Linked DNA regions of Homo sapiens: region 2 is linked to region 1. The links are chromatin loops, found by intact Hi-C in ENCODE. Cell type or tissue: K562. All regions are shown on one strand. Each heading gives the region's core, and the rest is flanking DNA. Links, peaks and the distances in the headings are about the cores only.

The links. Hi-C counts contacts between places; a loop is a spot of excess contacts. Peaks named below come from ENCODE experiments on the same cell type or tissue, not always from the same donor. Only the 100,000 strongest peaks of a DNase experiment are listed, where the experiment ranks them.
Region 2: a loop joins it to region 1, with 7 times the contacts of the local background. A loop is called at or near these places in 2 of 110 quality-filtered maps.

What each region holds. Positions count from the first base shown.
Region 1 is chr1:196,651,760-196,654,694 of GRCh38, forward strand. CFH (complement factor H) reads left to right here and starts at 284. Exons shown (of 22, transcript NM_000186.4): 1 at 284-416. The coding sequence starts at 359. In K562, for the core only: no CTCF peak of the experiment used is centred there; no DNase peak of the experiment used is centred there; H3K4me3 peaks cover 833 bases.
Region 2 is chr1:196,493,684-196,496,618 of GRCh38, forward strand. All of the region lies in intron 1 of KCNT2 (potassium sodium-activated channel subfamily T member 2), which reads right to left. Among named protein-coding and RNA genes, the nearest start is that of MIR4735, 87 kb to the right of the region's middle. In K562, for the core only: no CTCF peak of the experiment used is centred there; no DNase peak of the experiment used is centred there; H3K4me3 peaks cover 1,502 bases.

The sequences.
Region 1 (2,935 bases), core at 1-2,500:
GAAGGGTTTATGAAATCCAGAGGATATCACCAGCTGCTGATTTGCACATACCAAGAACATGAACATTTTCCAACGGAGAATTTCCCTAGCTTAATAAGAAAAAGTCCAAGAGCCGGTCACAGCATTAACATTTAGTGGGAGTGCAGTGAGAATTGGGTTTAACTTCTGGCATTTCTGGGCTTGTGGCTTGTGGTTGATTTTTTATTTACTTTGCAAAAGTTTCTGATAGGCGGAGCATCTAGTTTCAACTTCCTTTTGCAGCAAGTTCTTTCCTGCACTAATCACAATTCTTGGAAGAGGAGAACTGGACGTTGTGAACAGAGTTAGCTGGTAAATGTCCTCTTAAAAGATCCAAAAAATGAGACTTCTAGCAAAGATTATTTGCCTTATGTTATGGGCTATTTGTGTAGCAGAAGGTAAGATTAAAAGAGACTCTTTTCTGAAAACTGTATTATGAAACATTTGCTAATGATGCTTTTCACAGGAGTAATAAAAATTTGATTTAGAAAATGTGCTTAAGTATTCTGTAACTTGACAATTGAGTGGCTTTTGACATTGTTGAGTTTAAAAAATGTAAGAACCTTATTTGAATGGTATATCTAAATATTCATCATAATTATATTTAATATAAAATAGAATAAAATGTTTTAATAAACATTTCTGAAAAACTATGATCTGGAATAATCATTTCCCTTGTAATTATCATAAAATGTAATTTACTTTTTTGCTTAGGAGTATAACCAAAATGTATTATGTGAAAGCATTAAGAAGGATGTGAATATACATAGTCAATAAAAGCCATCAAATCATAATGATTAGATTTATTTCAAATATGATTTTAACTCTTCCTAAATAAAAATTCATTTATCATTTACAACTGATATTGTCATGACCTTAGAATTCTTGTAGACAAGTATTACTTGTATTATCAGAATAAAAATATTATATAAATTTGAAACCCAATTGAATATACAATATTTGTAACAGTTAAGTTGTTCAATAGAGATTTTTTTCCTGTAGTTGTATATAACATATATTCTTGAAGAGCAGTCTTTTGGAGTAGTGAATATGAATGTAGGAGTTTTTTTCTGACCTCAGTAAGACAATTTCTGGATTCATAATAAAATTTAATTATATCACTGCTTCTTGATAGATTAAAAAGCTTATTCTTGGAGGAGGTTTGCTTTCCTAGTTTTTGATAGGTAACCAGTTATGTGATAGATATTTGGTAAACATTTTTAAACTGAATGAATTACATATTATTCATAATTTCTAAAATCTTTTCACTTAGTAAAGAAATTTTGATTGAGTGACCATTACATAGCCTCTAGGAACTGAAGAATATTAGCAAATAATACAAATCTCTGTTTCAGTCTTCCAATCTAGAAAATAAAAGCAGATATATTCTTATAGTTATACACTTTGGTAATTTAAAAAATATTCAAATATGTTTAATACCTTTTGAAAGGTTGAATTATTTTCAGTTATATTTTCTAATGTTATTGCTTGTTCTTTGGCTTGTAAACTTTATATGTAGCCACTTTTTAAATGAAGAAAACAATTATTTCCTTGTACATATAAATATTATAATTAGTATTTTAAAATGAAACCTTTTTGTATTTACAAACAGTTCCAGAACAATGTCAATATTACCTATTGTAAAAGACATCTTTTTCTGTTTCTTTGTGTAAATATTTCTGTCTTTTCTTACTAAATTTATGGGAATGTTTCTAACGTTTCATACCTACATACTGTTTGCTCCAGTTTTACATAGATACCATTTGTCATATAAGGGAGATTTGTTTTATTTCTAATCTTTAAAATCAAGAATCAATGGCAAGTTTAATAAACAGTTTAAGTTATTAAAAAGTTGAATTTGAAATATTATTAAAATAGAGTACATCAAAGTATATGTGATAATTAAACAATAGTGATTTAAACATCTTATTTACATAATTGATTATTGCTGACTTGTTTCACTTTTATTTTATTTTTCATCAATGTGTGTTTAAATGTGGTATCAGTTTCTACTGGTGAATTGAACATCGGCACTATATATGTTATGGTGAAAATGATATAAATCTGATTATTTCCTAAAAGATAAAGCACAACTTTGTATTTAAAGCAATGCTTAGGCCAGCCTCATAATTTTCATAAAAGCACATGTAATGCAAAAGCCAATGGAGAAAAACTACATGAATTTTCAGTGGATATCAGACTCCTAATTTATTCCTTGTTTCCCAAATACTCTCTGAAACTAAACTAGTTCGAGATGTCCATCAGTTCTATTAATCTACCATATCTAAAAAATTTTTACTTAACAGAGTAGCTTTGATCATGAAAAATACTCACATATATTTCAATATTTGCTTCTGTTTATATTTTCCACATTGAATACTGAATACCAAATTGAGAAGATAGTTTGAATACTATCACAATCTGCTTTATTCAACAGCATAACATTTTAGCATTACTTCTGCTCTGTTAAGAGTGAACTTTCTTCAAAAAAAACACTATTCATTACTAAGAAAGAATTATAGCCAGCAGGAATAATTTGTAATTTCAGCTTTCTATTTGTTTTCTTTTTTTAATATATTGGGTACTACATAGAACCTTTCTAATGCAATATATTGTCTACAATAACATTTCCAATTGTGTAGGAACGTTAATTGCCTCCTTGTTTTAACAGTCTGGCTCAGGGGGTCACTGCAGGCTACTAAGAATTGGGTCAGATTTACAGGACAAAGTTTAAAATAACAGTTTCTCAATCGTACCACCTAATTTCACCTTTTTGAAATATAGTATGACCAAGGTTTTGAATATATTATGACCAAGCAGATTTTTTAGATTTAGGGTCTAACAATTGTGTACTATATGAAATTAGGCCACAGCCCAGAAATTCCAAGATGATTAAAGTGAATAAATTAAAACTCTA
Region 2 (2,935 bases), core at 183-2,682, 160 kb before region 1:
CCTAATGCTATCCCTTCCCCAGGCCCCATTGTGTGATGTTACCCTCAACAGGGCATTTTTAAAATTAATTACGAATCAAGCTGTATGTGTTGTATCTTCTAAAATACTTGAATGTTCTTTTATATCTTCTCTCTAAAGAATATATTTCTATTTTTATTTCCTCGTTATCATATTCTGACTTACTTTGTTTTTTCTTCACCTTATATATTAAATGAAATTGTTTTAAAGTAAGCAAGATTCTCTTTAGTTAATACCTTCTCCAGACTAGAAGTTGGAAAAGTTCTCTAGAAGTTCTAAAGAAGCCACTAAAATGGCAATGATATCTTTTAGCAGAACATTTCCATCTGTATGCCCATGCACATGTGCACACCCTACACATCTACGTACATATACATACTACAAAAGTCCATGCACACACATACAGAAACAAAACTTCATCGGTGTCTTGGAAATGCATTATTGGACGTGTTTCCCTTGTTTATCAAATGAAAAGTCAGTTCATTTTAAATATAGTAACTGTAAATAGTGAGATAAAGCTAAACTAGTTGAAATTTGTTATGGCTACATAAACAAATTTGAGAGGACAATACGGCTATTACACAAATAATTCAGCAAAGGCCATGCAGATTTGCTTCCTAGAATTACCAAATTTATAAGAATGAGTCCATTTTTCAGATAATATTGGAGTTCAGTACTGGGTATGTAACAGAGGAGCCTTTTTTTGTTGTTTTTTGGTGACGGAGTCTGGCTCTGTCGCCCAGGCTGGAGTGCAGTGGCGCGATCTCAGCTCACTGCAAGCTCCACCTCCCGGGTTCACGCCATTCTTCTCCTCAGCCTCTCCAGTAGCCGGGACTACAGGCGCCAGCCACCATGCCGTGTTAGTCAGGATGGTCTCAATTTCCTGACCTCGTGATCCGCCCACCTCAGCCTCCCAAAGTGCCGGGATTACAGGCGCAGAGGAGCATTTTTTAACTGAAATGAGATCATCTAAAGCCTTAACAAAAATAATGAGGAATCTGGAAAACATACCACATATGGAAAAGGTAGGCGAAACTAGAAAGAATTCGTAATTATGAAGAGTTAGGAGTCACCGTTGTCTTTAAATATTTCAGTTACCAACATTATTAAAATGGAATGACACATAATGTGATTCTCTATTAAATAGAATATTAGATAAATGCACGAATTACGAATGAGAATTATCCAACTTTGAAATGGCCATCAATGTGGAGAGCTCTCCAATACCTATAAATGTGCCAAAGGCTGGACAACAGCATGCGAGCCACTGGCTTTTTTTTTTTTCCTGAGAGCAAAGGCAATTTTGCATGGTGTGAAGTCTCTCATTAAATAATTTCCTAATCCCAATCTAATTATCAAATTATGTGAAGTAAAACTCTTAATGAATCTGGCGATCTCTCTGAGTCAATATAATCATTGAGAAACATGGATTATATTAAAACATGAAATTATACAACTTTTATTTAAAGCCAAAATGCAAGCAAAATGTTTTTTGATACATGACTTATACTGGGCACAGAAAATGTCCTTTAGGCTTACTGGTTACAGTATAAAGTAGAGCTTTTTTTTTTTTAATTTGATTTAATGATAACTCTTTCTAGCAGCAAGGCATGTTAGTGACAGCGTGTACTTTTGAGACCTTCCTCAGCACCAGTTTTTTAGCACCCAGGTATTTAGTTCAGAGTTTAGTGGTTACCCTTCCCAAAGTTTTTCATGATTTAACTTATTTTAAATATAATCTCACCGCTTCCTTTTTCAAGTTTAAACTGGTTTCATCTCCTCCCTCCATTCCTTCCTCCCTCCTTTCCTTCCTTTAATCTTGCCTCCCTCTCTTCCTTCTTTTCTTCTGACCTCCCTACCTCCATCTAACTTTATCTGAATTTACTTACATCTAGTAGACTATGTTAGTGTAATCTTTCGTGTACTCTTACACTAAGTTAGTGTACTCTTTCTGGACCTTCCCCAGAACCACAGAGTTTTGATTTATGGCAAATCTGCTCTCATCACTTTTTAAGATGTCATTTTTGTCAAAGGCTTATACAAAAGTTAAAATTTAAAGTAATTTTGTTACATTTATTCAAATACCATAATAGCAATTTTATTTGATTTAAAAAGATACTGGAATTCCAATCATTATTAGGTGGTACCTTCTATTGAAATATGTTCTTGCTATTTAATAGTTATTTTTATGTTGATCAACAACATTTTATTTGGGTAAATGTTATATATTCTTTGTGACACTTATTTCTGGCTATTTTATAATTTTGGTTGCCTTTTAAATTGTTTTATTCCAATCTTTAACTTTTTGGTTTTGATATTGGAAATAGCTGCCATGTTGACCTCTCTTACATGTGATTTTTTTTTCACATTTATTACTTGGGTTTGCTAGACAGACAGTTATGGACATGTTCTTTAATATTTCTACAGTAAGACCTCACTTAATGTCATCCATAGCTTCTTTGCGACTTTAAGAGAAATGATAGATAGGCCAGGCACGGTGGCTCACACCTGTAATCCCAGCAATTTGGGAGGCCGAGGCGGGTGGATCACGAGGTCAGGAGATCGAGACCATCCTGGCTAACATGGTGAAACCCCAGCTCTACTAAAATACAAAAAATTAGCCGGGCATGGTGGTGGGCACCTGCAGTCCCAGCTACTCTGGAGGCTGCGGAAGGAGAATGGCGTGAACCTGAGAGGCAGAGGTTGCAGTGAGCCGAGATCGTGCCACTGCACTCCAGCCTGGGCGACAGAGCAAGACTCTGTCTCAAAAAAAAAAAAAAAAGAAATGATAGATAACAAATCCAATTTCACCATAGGCTAATTGATGTAAACAAGAGTTAGGTTTCTACTGGCCACAAAAATGTCACCAAACTTCTAAATAAAAACCAAAATACTTTTGATATTAAATGTCGAAATA